Linked DNA regions of Mus musculus: regions 2, 3 and 4 are each linked to region 1. A link is a loop called in an ENCODE intact Hi-C map of the cell type or tissue named here. Cell type or tissue: heart. All regions are shown on one strand. Region 1 overlaps Ccdc171 (coiled-coil domain containing 171). Region 2 has its middle 14 kb from the start of Gm11415. Region 3 has its middle 26 kb from the start of 6030471H07Rik. Region 4 holds the start of Bnc2 (basonuclin 2).

What was found. Hi-C counts contacts between places; a loop is a spot of excess contacts. Peaks named below come from ENCODE experiments on the same cell type or tissue, not always from the same donor. Only the 100,000 strongest peaks of a DNase experiment are listed, where the experiment ranks them.
Region 2: a loop joins it to region 1, with 2.5 times the contacts of the local background. A loop is called at or near these places in 7 of 42 quality-filtered maps.
Region 3: it touches region 1 in a loop (2.1-fold over the local background); 3 of 42 quality-filtered maps call a loop at or near these places.
Region 4: a loop joins it to region 1, with 3 times the contacts of the local background. A loop is called at or near these places in 4 of 42 quality-filtered maps.

The regions. Positions count from the first base shown.
Region 1 is chr4:83,791,725-83,796,724 of GRCm38, forward strand. It overlaps Ccdc171 (coiled-coil domain containing 171), which reads left to right. Exons shown (of 26, transcript NM_001355378.1): 24 at 3,476-3,607. Among named protein-coding and RNA genes, the nearest start is that of Gm42309, 48 kb to the right of the region's middle. In heart, a CTCF peak has its summit at 2,730 (motif pointing right); no DNase peak of the experiment used is centred here.
Region 2 is chr4:83,899,914-83,904,913 of GRCm38, forward strand. No RefSeq gene overlaps it. Among named protein-coding and RNA genes, the nearest start is that of Gm11415, 14 kb to the left of the region's middle. In heart, no CTCF peak of the experiment used is centred here; a DNase peak (open chromatin) is centred at 2,358; H3K4me3 peaks cover 563 bases; H3K27ac peaks cover 278 bases.
Region 3 is chr4:84,015,913-84,020,912 of GRCm38, forward strand. No RefSeq gene overlaps it. Among named protein-coding and RNA genes, the nearest start is that of 6030471H07Rik, 26 kb to the right of the region's middle. In heart, no CTCF peak of the experiment used is centred here; DNase peaks (open chromatin) are centred at 79, 2,349 and 3,079; H3K27ac peaks cover 998 bases.
Region 4 is chr4:84,673,454-84,678,453 of GRCm38, forward strand. It overlaps Bnc2 (basonuclin 2), which reads right to left and starts at 1,950. Exons shown (of 7, transcript NM_001369083.1): 1 at 1,522-1,950. The coding sequence starts at 1,524. In heart, a CTCF peak has its summit at 2,473; DNase peaks (open chromatin) are centred at 1,648 and 2,308; H3K4me3 peaks cover 2,743 bases; H3K27ac peaks cover 1,965 bases; H3K27me3 peaks cover 3,549 bases.

The DNA of each region.
Region 1 (5,000 bases):
TCTAAAAACTTTCTATAGCCATTTGAAGAACATTTTTAGAGACCTTTCCAAGTTTCAGTATAGTTTAAAAGTGGGGGAATCTTCCAGAATTGTAGGGGAGCTACTTGCGATGCAGTGTCTGTGATTTGTCCCGGGCCACTGTATCTCGGTGGCACCGGAAACTTTCAACTTTTAACGAATTATAAGTATTTCACGTGCAAGTCAAGCGAAGCACGCTAGCAGAGTGCTTGCACAGCGTCAGGATTAGTGGGGCCGAGGCTCTAAAGGACAAACTGCCTGCGGGCCTGAAAGTGCTCAAGTTTCAAACACTCAAAGGCTTTATTAGCGAATGTGGGATGTGGCCCTCTGCTCACTGTATGCCAGGCCTCCTGGGGGCAGGCTGGTACTCAGTGCCCCTTGAGTTAAAGATGTCCCTGTGCTGGCACTGTCGTGAGTTGCACCTACATGGAACTGTCCCCCCTCCATGCCCACATTAGCAATCTGCTTTTGTACTTTGACATCCAGGAATCCCCTAGTGCATTTTGTCACAGAAAAAAGAGAATCATCAATACCACAGTTAAACCTGACTTTCAAAGCTAATAGTATCTCATTTGGGGGCTCAAATTTAATAAATTTTCTTTGATTCTGGGTGAGTTTTTAAACATCAAACAATGAATTGGCCAGGGTGCAGTAAAATATTTAGATCTATTGACTATGGTTCAGAAGGGTAGAAGGCAAAACACCAGTGGTTTGATGTTGATAAATTCTCAGTACCTTAATCCACATTAATGTTTTCTTTTATCTGAGCGATCACTGGTGACAGAAAAGGAAGGAGGAAGGTACACATACCCAAGAAAGTTACAGCTGGAAGCAGTGCTACTTGTAAAATATAGTTTACTTTGTGCAGTTGAGTTTTCATCCCAACAGAAGACTGGAAACTACTGTTAGAAATACAGCACACACCATGAATGAGATCTGCAGGGAGCACGAAGTGCCCACGCTTCTGTGAGACATTCCCGGCCATGTTTGCTGCACTTCCTCTCACGGTCACTGCCTAATAGGAAAACTCAGGACTAGCCTGCGAAGACAGGGACTTGTACTTACACCCATATATCAGCACGAACAATTTAAGATGTCTTTGTTTATGGGTGTTTGCTGGCTTAAGAAAAAAACCCTACAGTATATGACAATCCGTGAGATGTCTGTGTTTTACATCTAACTGATTTTGTATAGTAGTAAATATTTCCAATAGTTTTACAGGTTGCCCAAGTAGAATAGAAAAAGAGACAGTTTATTTATTTCGCTGACTAACTGAATGATTGACTGATTGATTGATCAACTGATTGAGCCAGGGTCTAGCTGTATAGTCCAGGTTGATCTTCAACTTGCTGTGTATCCCAGGCTGGCCTGGCACCTGTGACTTCATGCCTCAGCATGCGTGTGCTGGGATTACAGGGCTGAGTTACAGTGTTAGAGCTGGGATGTTCCATAGAACAAGACATATAAGTGGATTCATTTGACGGTTAGTCTTATTTTATATACTCAACACCATTCTTGATGTGTGCTTCTGTGCTTCTTCATAAAAACTCTGTCATGTGGCTGTTAGATTCTGTGTGTATGTGTGTGTATGATCTTTGTATGTTTGTGTGTGTGAAAGAGATCTCTGTGTGTTTGCATGTGCACATGTGTTTGCACAGGGGCCTAGAAGCCAGAGGGTGAAATTAGCATCTTCTTTTGCCCCCCCCCCAAAAAAAAAACCCCTGCACTTTCTGGGTTGGAATCTCTCACTGAACTCAGAGCTCTGGATTGGTTGAACTGAGTGGCCAGAGACTCCCAGGACTCCACCGTTCCCACCTCCAGCATGTGCCTAGTTTTGGAACAGGTGCTGGGGACCTAAACTCAGGCTCTTATGCTTGCATGGTTAGCTCTTTAATCACTGAGCCAAATCCCAAAACGGTGTAAGGTAGTTTTATAGTATTTGTTAAATATATGATAGCAAAAAAAAAAAAAAAAAAAAAAAAAAAAAAAGATTTAAAAACCTACCGAAACCCACGAAATGTTAGAAAATGTTTCTGTATAAAAATGGAGAGGAGCCTGGGGAAAAGAAGGTCCAGTGACAGGCCCAAAGTGGGATCCAGCTCAAGGGGAGGTCCCAAGGCCTGACACTATTACTGAGGCTATGGAGAGCTCACAAAAATAGATCTATCATGACTGGCCTCTGAAACACCCAACAAGCAGCTGAAAGAGAAATAGAGAAGCAGCTGACCCCTGTTGTTGAATTAGGGAGGACTTAAAGAATTTGAGGAGAAGGGCGATCCTGTAGGAAGACCAGCAGTCTTGATTAATCTGGAACCGATATGAGGCCCCCAACACACACACAGTAGAGGCCTGCCAGGTCTGTGTTCATTCAGAGATGAGGCACCTAACCCTCAAGAGACTGGAGGCCCCAGGGAGTTTAGAGGTTAGATGGGGTGGGGGTGGGGGCATCCATGTGGAGACAGGGTGTGGTGGGGAGGAGGTGTGGGATGTGGAACAGTTGGAAAGTGGGCGGGGAGGGGCGGGGAATGGAATATGGAGTGTAAAAAAAAGAATTACAAATAAAATTATATTAAAAAAAAAGTAAACTCTTCTTACTCAGCTGACTGATGAAAAGCGAGAACTTTATCTCAAATGCAAACCTGAGTACAGAATTCCTAAGACTAAGTGCTGGAGTTTCTTTGTATTTGCTGTGCGTGTGCTGATTTGTCCAGAAGGTGGCAGTGTGATATCAACTGCCCACAGGAGCTTGGAATTAGAACTCCGTCTGTACAAGCTTGTGTCCTTACCTTTCTGAATACTTAAACTCTAGTACAAATGCTACTGATTTTATTTCCGTTATCTTATTTAGAGGTTTTGTGACCAAGCCGGTTTCCATGAGTTTATTGCTCAGGCTTAAGTTTAATTAAGTCCTACAGTTTTGGAACACCGAGCAGGCCGAGCAAACCCTGTACTTGTGTATTTTGAAGTCCCCTTTTGTGTTGAGTGTATTTGTTCTTATTCCAGAGTCTGTGCTAGTGAAGTTTCTTTTCAAAACCCAGTCCCTAGTAACTATCATGTACAACATGCATGATCTAATGTCAGTTAAACACGCTTTTAAGAGAGTGATAATAGGGGATTGCAGCTTGCTTTTGATTTTGTGTCCCCCCCCACCCCCCCCATTTTCCGAGTGGAGCTGTGAAGGAATAATTCAAAGCGCCTTGATCAGAAGGCTTCTGTGCCTCGTCTCCCCTCTTCATTTCAAGCAGGAGGATGCTTTTTCTTCTTAACATTCTCCCCCAGCACTCTGAATTAGAGATTTATTTGCAACGAAAAATCAATTAGTCCTAAATTTATTCATGGATTTCAGGTCCAGCGATCAATGCAAGTCCACTCAGTGGGCTCAAGGGGACCCAGTTCATCCCAGTTAATGTGTCTGAAGGGGAATTACCATTGATGCTGTTTTTTTTCCCCCCTTTAGGTCAGAGATCAGATCTCACTGTCACGGACTGCAGCAACTAGGAATGACTTCACCCTGCAGCTACCCAAACTGCACCTGGAGACCTTTGCAATGGAGGGGCTCCAGGGTGGGCCAGAGGTGGTGGCATGCCAGGTTAGAGCCTAAATAACATTGCTTGCCACTGAAATGTGTAGAAAAATAAATTGTACTAACTGGGAGAGAATGGAAGCCTTGGAGTATTGTGAATAATTTAGATGAGATGCAAATAAATGCTTTCTATCACGTAGCATAAAAACACGTTTCTTCAAAGCCAGGACTAGCCAATTAAAATAATGCAGAAAAGCATTTTACAAAGAAAAGTATGTGTTTATGTCAAAGTCCAATATTAAAAGACCCACTTTCCTCTCAGTGGAAGCTGGTAAGACATTAGGCTGTTATCTTTTCAAGCCAAATCTATCTGTTGTGTTTGTTGTTTTAAAATAAGTCCCTTTACATATAGAGTTTTAAAGGAGATATCTGAAAAATTTTCACGTTAATTCCAAAAAAATCCACATTTTAATTTTAGAAAAACCTAAAGTCCAACTGTATTTTGTATTAAAGAGTCCTTTTACCTTTTAATACTTAAGTTTCATAGAGCATTGTACTACAGTGTGTAAACAGGGCCATTTCATTTTAAAGCTCAAAACATCAACTTATGAAACCTTGAATAACTTTAAGAGTAATTCAGGAAGTTATTTTCAGAAGGATTCATTTTCAAATGTTGTAGCTATCCTGTTCTAGCACGACTGCATTCTGTGATCATATTTTCTTAAAGTTCATATTACATTGTAAATTGGAAAATACAAAATTCAGCAAATACTTTATCTTTCTCTTAGTGCCCAAAGCCTCCATTTAAAAAAATCATCAGCACTATGGAATTACAGAAAGCCTGATTTCATAAAAGACTGTCCTCATTTAACAGTTCTCTCGATCGCCCAATATATTCAAAAGGAAATGTTTTTTTAAAAACTCGCTTTTAATATTTAATAGCTTAAAATAATCTTTTTCTTTCTTTAGTTTATGACCATGTGGAATCTTAATTTTGTATAAAATAAGTGTTAGTTCATGATCTGTATTAACTTTTCAATATTCTACACCCTAATTTATCCTGTTATTAGAGCCTCTGTTATGCTCTGCAAAAAATGTTTATAACTTTTTAAAAAAAATCTAGAATATATTTATATAACTAGGCATCAAACATTTTTATTTTCTTTTATAGGCTTTACCGTTATTTACACGATTAAATGTGTTTTAAATTTGATTATCAGTATTCATCAATTTATTACAGATATGAATACAATATGATTTGAGATTTTTCGAATAAGTGTAAAAGAATCCTTTATTTGGTGTCCTAGATTTGTTCTTCCAAGGGTTGCCTCTTATCAAAATTCACGAATAAAGATTTTCCCCAAACTAGATTTTGTTGGTTTAGAAGGAAACTTAGAATACTAATAATAGTAATAGTAATACTTTGGGGGATGAAAACATGAATTCTCTGTGGTTGTGA
Region 2 (5,000 bases), 110 kb after region 1:
AACTGGAGATTGGGTCCCCAGAGTTCATGTAAAAGCCAGATGCAGTAACCTGTATCTCTATCTCTATCTCTATCTCTATCTCTATCTCTATCTCTATCTCTATCTCTATCTCTATCTCTATCTCTATCTCTATCTCTATCTCTATCTCTATCTCTAATCCCAGATCTTCTGTGGTGGGAGAGGAGGCAGAGACAGGTTAATTTCCAGAATCTTGAGGGCCAGTTAGTCTAGTACATGCATCATGGATGAAATCCCATTTCAGACAAGGTGTAAGTCAAGGACCAATAGCCAAGCCTGTCTTCTACCTTTCACATGAGAACTGTAGCAAATGATAAGGTTCACATGCTCACTCATATTCTCTCTCTCTCTCTCTCTCTCTCTCTCTCTCTCTCTCTTACACACACACACACACACACATATACACACATGCTTCCTTCCTTCCTCCCTCCTTCCCTCCCTCCCTTCTTCCTTCCTTTCTTCCTTCCTTCCTTCCTTCTTCCCTTTCTCTCTCACACACATGCACATATACACACTCTCTCACACACTCTTTCTCTTCTTACCCTCTGTCTCACACTTACACCCACCCTTCCTTTCTTCCTTCCTTCCTTCCTTCCTTCCTTCCTTCCTTCCTTCCTTCCTTCCTTCTTTCCCCTCCCTCCCTATCCCCCCCTCTCAAACATACACTGTATAGGTGTGTATAGATGGGTAAGCTTTAGGGCACACAATTCAGTCTGCCTTAGTCTCTAGCTCTTTCCTTTGCAGTCTTTGAAGGGAACGTAAACAAAGGATAAATCAGGACAGTACGAGCCACTATTGATTCTAGCTTTGTTCCTAAAGTTTAATCTAAAAGTTCAAGAGCTACAACAAGTCAGATGGAGAATTCTCTTTGCTTAAGCTAGGGAGAGGAAGAGGAAGGATTTCCTCAGATATTTAATTCACTCGCACTTAGGACTCTGGGGTGCTGGGCCAAAAAAGGAGACTCTCAGGAGACAGGAGTTCTAGTCCATTCTTAGCCCCACAGTGGCATCTGCTTTGAGCAGTCCAGTAAACAGTAAACTGGGCTGGGTGTAAATGGGGTGCAGAGGAGCTGGAGTGTCTCTGTGGGTTCCAGATTAGAAGAAGAAGACAAAGGGAGGAGCTAAGACTTAAGCCCTTGTCAGGAGGTCAGTAACACAAGCTATCTGAGGCACCCCCTTCTCAGCTGAAGCATTCAAGCGAGCCTCTTAAGTGTATGGATTCCTCTTAGCTCTCAACCTTCCTAAAGCTGAGACCCTTACATACAGTTCCTCATGTTGTGGTAACCGCCCCCCCCTCCAACCATAAAATCACTTTGTTGTTACTTCATAACTGTAATTTTGGTACTGTTATGAATTATAGTGTAAATATCTGATATGCAACCCCTGAGGGGGTCGCAACCCACAAGTTGAGACCACTGCTTTAGGGGGTGCTTGCCACACACGATGTAGACCTAAAATAAGGATGGCTGTGGTGTGAGTTAAGAAATAGATATTGGCTGTTTCCCGCCAGCTCCATAAGTGAGAGGAGGAGCAACTTGCTGTCTCTGTGTCATCCCTCTTAGGTCCCTGTGTGGTTGTACATAATGAGGGGACTCACTTGGTGGCCCCTTAAACACCCCCAAGATGGATCTGGTAGCCAGAGTATCCAACCTGTGATTATTTTGGTTGAAACTTTCAGCCCCCCATCTCCAGTCTCAGGGAAGGGAAAGGGGCTTGAGACTGAGCTAATTCTCAGCAACCAGTGACTCCATCAATCCTGTTTAGGTGGAATCTGTAAAACCTGAGTTTTACTAATTAGCTAACTTCCAGGTTGCTGGACGTCTGGTCCTTACCTTGATTTTCTGAGGGTGGACCACCCAGAGGGGCATGTGAACTTGGTCACTTTGCACACTTCCTCCATTCCTGTATATCTTCATTCAGCTGCTCTGTGGCCATGTCATTCATAACAAAGTGGCAACAGGAAACACACCGTTTCTCATTCTGTGAGGGCTTTTACAAATCACCCAGCACAGAAGAGGGCTCGTGGGCACCCTGATTTATACATAACTGCTCAGAAGCAAGTGGAAGCGACCCTGGACTTGTGATTGACATCTGAGCTGAAGACAGTGAGTACGTGCGTATTCTGTCATCTGACACTCATCCAGGGAGTCGGTCTCAGAATTGACTTGACTTGTAGGATCCCCTGCTGGTTCGAGAGAGTTGGAGATTAGTTCTTGGTATGGAAATAAATCCAAAAATAGAACCGTGCACACTGGTGTCGATATTCTGAAGTGGAACTAGATTATATTAGTGGCAAGAGGATGGGGCTGCCGGATGCCTGGGAAACAATTGCGGAAGTGAGTTATTCCCAGGCAATGTCACACGGGGCTTCAGTGCTAAGACACAGAGCCAGAATCTGATGAAGTCCTCATAGTGAGTGCCAAAGTGCTATAAATGTGACAGGGAGAGAAAAATTCTCACAGTGACATTGAGGAACAATTTCTGGAAGACAGTCCTGGGAACAGAAAGGAAAGGCGCAACCTGAGGGGGCGTAGTGCTATGAACATCCTGCTTTAGATGTTTGCAGCATAATTCTCTTAGACATGAAGTTTTAATGATCCATATGAACTTATTAGTCATATTTTTGAAGTAGAATGACAGGAAATAAATGGGCTTCTCTGTTTTTAGGAGTGACAACAGAGACCTCTTACGTATCTTCTTCCAATAATGGAGAGGACTGTAAATACTTAGCAGAGGAGCAAAACATTCCATTTTATAGGAGTCACGGTCAGCCAGTACTTAACACCTGTTGAGTGCCAGGGCTGGTCAGGTACCAGGTACAGTGACAGAATGACAGGCCTCAGTGTGCAGGAGCTGACAGCTAATCCAGAGGCTGGACAAGCTGGGGGAACCAGCACAGAGAACAAATAACTCAGCTAAGACTCAGTGTTGCTGCTTTGGGGGTGGGAGGGAGAATTACATCTCCTGATTGCACGAAGGTTGTCTTTGCTCTTCTCAAGGACTGTTCTCCATCTCTCACATACGGACACCGTCACAACCCAGATCCTTGTCCTCCATGGACCAGTATTTATTCCTTTCCTGTGGGGCCTGAAGAGGTGAGAGGGGAAAGGACGCCCTTTCTCTGTCACACCATTGGTTCCATCTGGTGGCATCAGATCCATTTGGTTTCCACATGTTGGAAGTATTTTCCCGAAGGCCAAGGCAAACCTAGGACAACATTTGGTTCTAGCTCACTAGGGCTTTTCTCAGCTCTGGCATTACATCTTGGTGTTTCTTGTGTGGCTCCCACTCTTCATTTTGTTGCCATGGACACAACATCCATGCAACCGTGCTGTCCATTCTGTTCTGAGGGTTTTAGGACCTACTTCTTGATGTGGATGGTTCATAAGAGCAAGTCTACTCATGACTCTTCATTCCTTTTGCTGGGAGTGTGGTGGGCACATCCAACTGATGCATTAGTTTTCACTCTTGTGTGACATCTTTGATTGCTCAGTTCACCTTACAGATTCATTATCAAGCTGTCTTTTCTATTGTCTTATTGTGACATAAAGGATCCTCTCTGCTAATTGGTTTTCTTTGGGGTGATTGTTATTTAACTTTAAGGACTTTTTCTGTTGAAATTTTATTATAATAAAATGACACATGAATTTTATTTCAAAGTGTTCTTTAGGGATTGCTAGTCACTCTTCTATGACCATTATATAGTCTCTTTTCATGGGTACAATTTTGTCTCAAATGGTTGCAGAATATGATCATAATACTTTGGCTCGCTGAATAGTCCCCTAGTCCTTTATGGTCATTTATCTGTGATGGCTTAACATGGTTTTCCTTGTTCATTTTTGAGACATTCTCCAGTGTGCTCCGTCTCCCTGTTGTCTGACCACTGAGGATTGGTAGGACTAGGATACATGGGTGGAGGATGAGCCAGTAAGAGCAAGAGGGAGTCCTGGGATCTCTTAAGTCCTTAAATCATGTAGGGTTTAGTCCAGGAATGCAACCATGGTTTTTACAGTTGTGTCCTTGGATTTTCTCAGCTTGGCACCTCTGTTTCCGACAGTCTGAGCAATGGCTCCACCAGGCGGATCCAGTAGCACTTCCAACCTTAGATGCTCATGCAGTGTATGGTCATCCTTCAGGTACCTGTTTTTTTCTACCTGGGTTTCCTCTTTCTGACTCTCGCATTAGATTCCTAGTAATAAGCTCCATGGTTTATCTTGGCTGGATTGTGTTCTTCTTTAGCCTGTTCCAGAGCTGTGAAAGCTACCTCGTGCCTCTGTCTGCTCTCCTCCACTATCTCAGCCTCTGCAGTCAGGCCATCATTACTTATTCCTTGTGAAATCCCAAATTTCTCTCTAGCCTCCTGCCTTTCAAACTTTCTACACTCCGCTGTCAGATTAACATTTTCAAGACATATTTCTCTTAATGCCATTCTGACGAATGCTATCCTGCCTCCTGTAAATATTCTATTACCACTTTCTTGATGTGCTATTCAAACTCCAAACTTCCAGTAGAGACTAAGTGTGAAGTATGGCCACTAGGAAAGACAGACACAGCGAGGTTCAGACTCTGACACATCTAGAGGAAAGAGAATCCTGGGGTCTCGTGCCCTTATAAAACATACAGGTTTTAGTCCAGGAATACAGCCTCCCCACTGCATATATTCTATGACCACTTTCTTGATGTGATATTAAAACTCCAGACTTTCTCCATTTGCCTTCTATGAGCTCTGGGTATAATTTTGAGACAATATAAATGCTCTATGGCATTTTCCCTTCAGCCATAACATGATGCCCTCTTTGAGTGAAAGATACTTTGGCCAGGGAGCTATAGCCATTAATGAGCAGAATGTTACAGCCACAGCCAGCTCTGTGGTAATGGGAGGGAAGCTTCTGGCCTTTCATGGTGAAGAAAGGTTATAGGATTCTTTATCTGGGAGAGGATATTGGGGAGAAGCTAGAGGATATGAAAAAGGAACACTCAAAG
Region 3 (5,000 bases), 220 kb after region 1:
TGGATGGTGGAGTGCCAAGGCTTGGGAGGAGCTGGGCAGGACCCAGAGAGAGAGAGAAATGGTCTGTGAAGCCTGTATTTTCCAGAGCTCAGCAGTCAGGCTCTCAGCCTCATAGCTACTTATTTTATGTCCATCTAGTCACACCTCGGCTGAGCTCTCCAGTCTGCGTCAGAACCTCTGGGAGCCTGGAAGTAGCTGTGAACAGCAGTGACCTACCAGGTGGGTGGTGGGGAGGAATACCCATGCCAAGAGGACCAGAGGCAAAGCCAAGGCTCTGTTCCTCTAGAAGGTCAGGATGAGAGACACAGAGCACAGGCTCAGAGGGTGGTCATCTAGACCCATGACTGAGCAGTGAGCCTGTCTCACAAACATTCTGGGGAAGAATTCATCAGGCATTTTCTACACAATCCTGATCTAGTGTGCTCGTGTGGAGGATAATCTTTCTCTTTTGTACTTTGTATCTCTCTCTCTCTCTCCATATATATATATATATATATATATATATATATATATATATATACACATATACATGTGCGCTCACACACACACACACACACACACACAAACACACCCACATGAGGATTTTCCTATGTAGGCTGGCCTCAAACTCACCAACCTCCTGCCCCAGCCTTTTGAATGCTAGGATTTTAAACATGAGCACCCTCACCTGCCCTAACCTCATTGGGTTCTTTTCCAGAAAAGTGGTGTGGATTACAGTAACAGCTCAGAGAACCTCGCCGGTGAAGTCAGACACTTCAGAGCTGCCTCCTGAACATTTCCCTCCTTCAGTGCCAGGACAGGCAGCATCTAATAGGACAGACATCCCTTCCACCTCCCGAGCTTCCTTTTATCACCCTGCAGTGTTTCCATGGTTGGTGTTTTCCAAGGCATTCCCGAATCCATGTACTTTCTCCCTTTTCAACACGGGTGATTCATTAAATGTCAAACCAAACGTGGCCTTGTTCAAATACTTTTGTCGGAGTTTTCCTTTAAAAACACATCCAGAAATCAGAACACAAATCCTGTGTCAGTCTCTAAGACAGTCATGCAAGCAGTTGTAACTGCAGCTGTATGTCTGCAGCAGGTGCAGCAGAGATGCTTAAAAGGTGATTTATGTAAGCTACCTGGGACCTTCAGGGAAGTCAAAGCTGGGCGGCTGCTTCCTGGCGACCCCTCCTGGCTGTGCACCCTGGCGGTTCCCAGCTGACTAGGGATGTGGCTACAGCAGTTTCCCAGTGATGAGTGGCTACCAAATTGTCACAAACACACAGTCCCCTTGTGGTGAGTGTTTCATTGTCATAGGACCTGGCTTAGTCCCCCAGCTGTCCTGGGTGCATAGTCATTGTCAGGATAGAGTTCTTCAGAGAATCCCTGCTCTGCCCTGAACAGTAGCAGCTTGTACACAATGAAGCCATCTCCCAGGGAGCAGCAGATGGACAGATTTCAGCCCAGACTACCCTGAGAATGTGGTACACACCACAGAACAGGCCTTCTTTGGCAGGGAGATCGGTTTCCCTTCCTGGGAAACCAGCAGCCCTCAGACCCCTTGCTACCCTGGCCTCTGTCATGGGAAGCCATCAAAGCTTACAGACAGGCTTTGGAGAAGGATGGAACTGGATATAGATTTTGGCTCTTCCATTTACCAGCAATCTTACCTAATCCATGAGCCTGCAAACCTCAACTTCCTTATCTCTAAGTGCAGAGAATTGTGGTGGCTACCTGTATTAGCCAGGGTAAGCAATACCAGCAAGCACCAGCAAACCTAAGTCTCATTGTCTCATGGTGAGGAAGGCGTATTTCTCTTTCACACAGAGTTAATGAAGGGGATTTGATCAACAGCTCTCCTGGGGTAGTCCTGCACAAGGAGCAATTTCTCCTAGTGTGTATACTTGCCACCTTCTGGAGACCTGGGGTCTATATTTTCTGCCTTAAATGTGGGCTGGGGGTGGAGAGGGACTTTGAAAACCAATCCAGAATAGTAGCTGTCAGTCCCTCTGCTCGCAAGATGTGAAGAACTCTAAGTGAATGATGAAAAATTGTCCCCAAATATTTTGGCAACCTAAAATTGGCCCCAACGGGAGTATTTACACCACAGACATTGGCAGTTGTACTGTGAGAGGCAGGGGAAAGAAGACCGTGCTTCATTTCTGACCCACAGAAGTCATCAGTGGAAGCTGTGGAAGTACAGCGACTCTTCTGGGATTCCGAGTCAGCCCTGGCAGCCTTAGAGGCTGGGAAGTCACAGTAAGCCCCCTTGTCCCTGGTGGGAGACAGGGAGTCTCACATCCTGGACACCACAGTGACATCGTCCGCGGAAATCAGAGGCACTCTCCTCTGGCTCTCCCTAATCTTCCTTAAGCTCGCCTGCACTTTTGAAATTCTTCCCAGCTGTACTTGGGTCCAGAATGGAGGGCTTTGTGGAGCTGTGAGAACTTGACTCTAAGAGACTCTCCCTCACAGGAGTCCCATGTAGAGGAGCTGGCTGGCGCCTGACGCCATTAATCCTCTCACACAGCACGCACCCACCCACCTACATGCCCAGTTTCCTAATATTTACACATCTGACTCTTGCCATTTCCTTTTCTGGGGCCTCTGGGAACTGTTAACAGGGTTTTCCTGAAATGTGGAATTTGCAGGGAAAGGTAGATGGGCCCAGAGTGGCCCAGGCCCAAGTGGTATTTGGGAGGATGTGACAGAATTTGCTACTGGAACCTCTGGTTTTCATACCCACAGCAGTTATTTGTCACTTCTCCCTTTCTTAGAACCAGAACAAAGGCTCTGCTGCTCCAGCCTAGATCCCTGTGCATTACAGGAGTGGGCTGGCAGCGGGCAGAGTTCACCTCGCTCGTCATCCCAGTGGAGGAAGGGCACGGTTCAGTGAATCTTTGTTTGTTTTTACAAACTTGGTGGGACCACCTCCACACCACCACCATCACCACCACCACCACCCAATTTGCAATCAGAACCTTCCCCAGATTCTGGAACGTAGCCCCACTCGGCCACAAGTTCTAAACAGCAGTGGCTGAATGGTGCAGTCTGAAATGATGTCAACGGCTTGTGCAGGAGCCAAGGAAAATATGTGGAGGCCCTCGGCGGCTTCATCCCCACGCTTGTAGCAATGCAGCTGTGAGCCTTAAGTTTTCCTTCTGAAGAGACCACAGTGCATCTGGAAGGATTCAGAGCCAGCTCTGCCTGTCACACCTCTGGATGTCCTCCCCTGCCCTCCACCCTCCTTGAAGAACCAATTTTTAAAAGCAGGTCCAAAAGAGACATGGACCACGAAATGTAGCTAGAACCAGTGGTATTCATCAAGTATTTGAGTAAGAGCTTAGCTCCCATGGTGGTAGGCATGGGGAGGGAAGAACAGACAGACCAAAATGCTAGGGGTGTCAGAGAGGGAATTCCATAGCCACAGGGCTCTGGGACCAGAGGGCTTCTACCACTTAAGCCCGCAGGCTCTTGTCTTCTGACTCACAGAGGTGACTCCATTCCACTTTGTGCCTTCAAGGAGCCAGGGCTTGAGTTGCCAACAATCATCCTTCCAAAACTCCACTTGATCCCATCCATGGGAATGCAGTCAGAGGGAGAGAGAGCCTCCCATCACTCCTGCCCATGGCTGCAGAGCTCAGGGATCCCACGGATCCAGTTCATCCCACGGCAGGCTCTGTGATGGTGTGGCCATGTCCGTGGTCAGGAACTCTGCTTTAGAACCGGAAGTGCACAGATAAAGCCCCAGGGGGAGTCTTAAGCACCCCTGTACTGCAATTTATGGGTCAAATGACAAGTCGGTGGAAGGAGTATTATTTTTCTGAGTCTAGCAGAGGAGCCTGGAGAGGGAGCAGCTAAGCATAGCCGCCCCTTAGCCAGCACTGCCGCCTCCTCCTCATCTTCCTCCTCCTTCTGTTTTTCCTTCCTAAAGCCTTTTCTCCCTTGACCCTCTTGAAACTCTTCCAGCCAAGTGAATCTGGGGAAGGAAGGGTCTGTGCATCCTGACAACACGGTGGGACACAGGGCCTCTCCTCCTCCACATTGACCTCTGGGCTGGGCTGGGTGCAACCGGCCATTACTGACACTTGGCTTTCATTTTATGATTGTGTTTATAGAGAAAACATACTTTAGAAAAAGAACTCTCCCATGGCCGCCAGCCATACCACTTTGTGGATTGCAGGAGCCAAGTAAGGCGGGGTCTGCTTGCTAGGGATAGCAGAGCCCACCCAAGGGGACCTGGATGCTCTGAAAAAGTGAACTGCTGACTTCCAACCCCCGACTTCCCTCGTAGGAATCACCTTGTGACGAGATGAGATATCAGGTAAGCAGAGAAGAGGTGAAACTGCACCAAAGTCCCAAAACAGTGCACATTTGTGTCCCTTCTCCTTCATGGCGAATAAAAACAAAATACTCTCCTAGCCTGCAGCTTCAAGGCATGCAACCAAGAGATGCTCCTCAGATTCTGTGAGCATACTTATCACTGTGCTTCTAGGCACTGTGTTGATGCTTTGTGGTTCCCCCGCCACACACACAATTCTTAAAGCAAGCAAGTAAGAAAAGTTCCATCTTTAAGGTTTGGTTCAGAGAAGCAACTTGCCCAAGGTCACAAAATAGAGGCAATGCTTGAGGCTGCTGAACTTCAAAGTGAGTGAAAGATCTTTGCAAGAAAACAAGAAAACCCAATACCTTCTATCCCTTGTCCTTTTTTTTGAGGGTGTGTTTGTTTCAAAGGACCAAACACTAGTGCTAGGTTCTCAGGTGTCCCGAGGATTTAGTGAGGCTTTTTCCTCTCCTCAGTCATTAACCTCTGTGACTCTGTAAAGAACCCCTGATGTGACTGAGCAAAAGCTGTGTACAGTGTACAGAACAGTAGTAGTCCTTTGGCAGAAGGTCTTTCAAATGCTCCTTCTGGAATTGTTGAAATATCAGTCAGGGGTGGAGCTGGCTTCCAGCACAGAATGCGGCCTCCCAGGAGTGGCCTTCCCACCCAGCTAACTACATCTTTCAGTCTC
Region 4 (5,000 bases), 880 kb after region 1:
GACAAATGGACTCAGCCACCGCTCAGTGATTAGTATATGGGAATAGATCTGTAGACAAATAGTAATACTAGCCAGGGGAAGAAAAGGCGTGCAACTGGCTTTAATAATGTTCTGTAAAATGCCGTTACAAGAAACTCTCCAGCTCTAAGGAGATATATTTCATACTTTGTTTTGATCCCTCCATTAACACAGGATCCAACAACTACAAATGTTCACGAAGTACATAAAAATTAATAAAACAGGCCACTTTCTGCCACTTTAATCCTGGATACACAGGATTATTTTATGATGTCTTTTGTACATCAGTTTTACAACAGCTTGACTCTAGGGTAAATGGGAAGCATCATAAATCGCACGCTGCTTTCAAAACCTCTTTAATTTCTGTCAGCATTACTGTAACCGCAGTCCTGGGTGCATTTTGTATGTGTGTATGTCTGCATTTGACAGTACCATCTCCTACATTCCAGTTGTGACTTTGATCTCTGAAACAAGAGATGTCACATCAGGGGGAAGGGAAGAGGAAAAAAAAATGTCAACCTGCTATCACCCCGTTTCTTATACATCCCATGTACATAGGGCCCACTTTGTATCAGAGCCCCCAAGTGGGGCTAACAACAGCGACACTGGGTGGTAGGGAACTCCAAGAAAAAAAGAGTGGTCAAGCCCCATTTCTAACAAATGACTTCCCGAAAGCAGACAGTGAGGCTCATCACTGGGTGAACTAATTGCCTGCTTCCTCGCTGCAGAGAAGCCGTCCCTTCCAGGGACTGGGCTGGAGTCCCCCTGCGCTGTGCCATCCCTTTTCCACCACCACTTGGCACTTACAAGTTTTGTTTTGTTTTAATCTTCGCCTCATCCCACGGGAGATTCCGTCTAGTTTTGTCCTGAGCTCCACCACTACTGTATATATATATATATGTTTTTAAATTCTGCCCCCCTTTCAGGTCTCAAATCCCACCGTCCAGTCGGCGTGTAAGCGCAGTGGGCCGGCTGCTTCAGAACCGCACTTCGGGAAAGCACACACGTGTCTGTCTAGCGGGATTTGACTGGCCGCGTCCGCGTCCTCCGCAGCCGCGCGGGCATCGCTGCGGTCCCCACGCGGGCCGCGGGCCGCGCCCCGGCACCCATGCCCAGCCGCCGCTCAGGGCTCTCAACAGGCCGGCAAGTTGGGAAAGTTGCCGCGGGTCCCGGCAGCCCCGTGCATCCCGGGTCCCCGTGTCCCGCGCCCTCCCCGAGGGCTCCCCGGTCCCCAGAGTCCCCGACTGGCCGCCGCTCACCTAAGGCGCGGGGAGCCCTCGCTCCCGTCCGCCTGCCCGCCCGCTCGCCCTCCCGCAGCCGCCTCGAGAACTTGGGGCCAAGTTGGGGGAGTGGGGGGTGGATTTCGGGAGCGCCGCCGGCTGCCCGCCTCCTCACGCCGCGGCGCTAGAGGAGAACGCGGCCCGCCGCGGCCCCGGGGCGTCCCGCCCGGGTCTGTCCCTACCAAGTGCAGACGCAAGCGGAGAGGAGGTGGAAACTTCTTACCATCTCGGCATGCTGGTTGTCAAGTGCAGCCCCCGCCTCTTGGTCTCCTCTTAGCGGCCGCGCCTGGACCAGCCCCTCGGCCGCCTCAGCTCGCCGCTCGGCCTGCTCCCTCCCCCGCCCGGCCGCTCCGGGCCGCGCTCGCCGCCCGCGCCACTCCCCACCCGCCCGCGCGCGCCCTCGCCGCGGCCCCTCGGCGCTCAGGTGACTGATTTACACCCGCGCCCAGGGTCGCGCTCGCTCCCTCGAGCCGGCGCTCCGAGTTGTCCCGCTCCTCCCCGGGCAGAGGGAGAAAAGAAAAAAAGGGAACGGACTGTCCGGGAGGGGGGCTGCTGGCGAGGCGGGGTGCGCGCGGCGGCGCGGGGGGGACCGGTGGCCGCGCCGGCACAAGTTTCTGCTCCCGGCGCAACTGTCCGGACTAGGGTGTTCGCCGCCTGTTTTGTTGTTGTCCTCAAGCTTTTCTAGGGGCTTCGGGGAGGATGTCTAGCCCTCCCCCACCCCCACCTCGCTAGACACACACCCCCTCTTCCGTGGATGGAAAAACAACTTTGGCGCCCCCCGGGGGGTGCGGGCGTGGAAGTGGAGGTGGCGGCCAGCGCCCAGCTGTCAACAAGGGGGAAAAATGCGAGGAGCCGGGAGGGGAGAGGGAAGGCTGCGAGCCGCCGCCGAGCACCGGGCGCGAACTTTATTCCGACTGCGGCGCAGCGCCTCCGCTCCGGGCTTCTCCCACTCTCGGTCTGCTCGGCCCGGCTCTGGTCTGCCTTGGGCGGCGCCGGAGTGAAGGCAGGGGAAGCCCGGGGACCGTGACGCGCCCGGGGACCCGGGGCAGAAAGTTGCGCACAGCTAGGGGCGAAAAGTTTCTGGGAGCGGCGGCTTTGGTGCCGGCCCAGACGGCGGCTTGCGGCCAGGGCTTCCTTCCCCTTCTAGGTCTGGGCCTGGAGCTGCAGCTGGCGGGGGAGAGGAAGGAGACTGCCACCCTAGCGGGCGCCCGCGACGGACACCAGTCACACGTGTGGGGTGACACTCAGACGACCCGAGTTGCCCTGCTTTAAGACACGGGTTGCCGGCGGCAGGCTCGGCACGCAGCCGCCAGCGGTTGAAGGACACTTCTTAAATGGAAGCAAAACACAGTCGGGCTGCAAGATTCGGGGGGGAGGGGGGAGACTTAATCATCCTCATCTTTCTAATGTACACCGTGTGCCAAAACCGTCTCCGCCTCGTGCAGATTTATCATCGCTAGAGCAAACTTTTTGCTTATCTGTCTCGGGAGGAAAGCACAGGTTTCTAGCACACTCTTGAGCTCTAAGAAATCAGAGAATCCTGCGGAAGATTTGGTTGGCTGAAAACAGGTTTGATTACTGTTTCTTCCTGAAAAGAGTAACTCGTCCCTCCTTCCATTCTCTCTTTCCCCAAGCAGAGGGAGAAGCCTCATAATTTCATTCAGAGGTCAGAATTAAATTCCTCCGAAAATATGTAGACTTGGAATTTAGGACACACTCACACACATACACACACCGTCATAAGTTTAATGTATATTCACAATGGTTAAGCTTAATTTTTTTTTCAGGATCCATGGCTGACTAGATCCCAAGTAGCAACAGCTGGCCTGAGAATGTGAGTTAGCTTATCCACGTGGATCCAGCCTTTTTTTTTTTTTCTTTTTTTTTTAAACATTAGGGCCACCAGCACCTGCAGTTCCTTGTACTAGTTGGGTTCAAATTCCTGACTCCTCCTAGGCCCATGCAAAGCAGATTGGTAGTCACTTCAGAATCTGTCGATTCTATGCAGGAAACACTATAGACTTTAGGCACATGTTTATCTCTTAAATTTTCTAATGAGTGACAGTTGCTGTGGGACAAATTACGGGTTAGGTATCTAACCGTTATCCAATATGTTTAAATGCATGTTATCAAAGTAGGCTCATCGTCAAATGATTTGATTAAGGTGTGGAGCATATTCTCTTGTTCTCTAAGCAGAACTATGACGTCATTCTGTAGCAACTGATTACCCGAGAGATAATGGTGACCAAATGTTCATTCTGAGGTCCTAGGAGCCTCACAAGCAGCTTCCAGAAAGAAGCCAAGTTTCAGTGTGTTTCCCTGCATCACGAAAAGATTGGGAAAAGCTAGCAGCTAATTTCAGAGTCATTACCCACACAAACCCATTCATACACTTAACTGCTTTTAAGTGACAGTCCAGCAAGTTGCCAAACAGTTGTATCCACACAGTGTGTTTCTGGCTGCACACCTACATGTGCCACGCTACTTTTTTTTTCTACATCAAGCAACCTGTAATTTACATTCCTCTGATTGGTTCCAGAACTGACTGTTCTTGATGTTAGCATGCAGTCACTCTACCTGAGGTCAGATGTATCTAGCGAAGTCCCCCTGCCTTTCTAAACAGTCATTACAAAGATGGAGTCTGGGCTGGACTGAAGAGCAGCCTTTAAGAAGGTGGCAGAATTGGCAGAAGCCATAGTCTTGTCTCCAGTGACTTTGACAACTGGCTCAAGATCTTACTTAGGTCAGTGGTCCTCAACCTGTGGGTCTTGAACCCTATGGACTACCAGAAAACACAGATATTTACATTACAATTCATAATGGTAGCAAAATTACAAGTATGAAGTAGCAACAAAAATAAATTTGTAGTTGGGGGTCACCACACCACCAGGCACTGTGTTAGAGGGCTGAAGCATTAGGAAGGAGGAGGGCCAGAGCCTTGGGTCCTCTGTGTCCTGCAATATCCTAATGCTTTGCAGCTACCTGACTCAGTGCCCCATCCAGCTGTTCAATCTTCTGTTGGACTCCACTCTCTTTGGCTCTAATTTGCTCATCTGCTTTCTAGGCTTAGACCTTGGTGGCTCTTCTCTTTGCTTAAACTCTTACCCTGTCCAGAGTCCCTTTCTTCCCACTTTCACCTTATCTCCAACTTTACTCCTGAAGAGTCAAAGAAGATAGCTCTTCGTTTACTCTGCAAAATCCTCCTTGCCCCATCCGTTCTACCTCTCCTTTTGTCTTTTGTGTGCTTGTCTTCGTGTAAGCTGTGTTTTGTTTTTGCTTATATGCTTACTACTTTTCAGCTAAAGAATAAGCTTAGTCAGGGCAAAGGATGGGTCTAGGAATGTCAGAAGCATTATCACCATTGTGTCAAAGTGCTATAGGAATACGGCAAAACAGTCCATTCTTTGAAAGGAGACAGGAGACACTATTGTACCCAGGTATCCGCTGGGTGCGTACTGGGGACATCCAACAGTCCCCAAGGCCCTCCTAGAAGGGCCATGAGGACAAAACTATTTTTTGTTTGTTTGTTTGTTTGTTTTTTGTTATTTTAAGACAGGGTTTCTCTGTGTAGCCCTGGCTGTCCTGGAACTCACTTTGTAGACCAGGCTGGCCTTGAACTCAGAAATCTGCCTGCCTCTGCCTCCCGAGTGCTGGGATCAAAGGCGTGCGCCACTATGCCCGGCGACAAAACTATTTTTTATT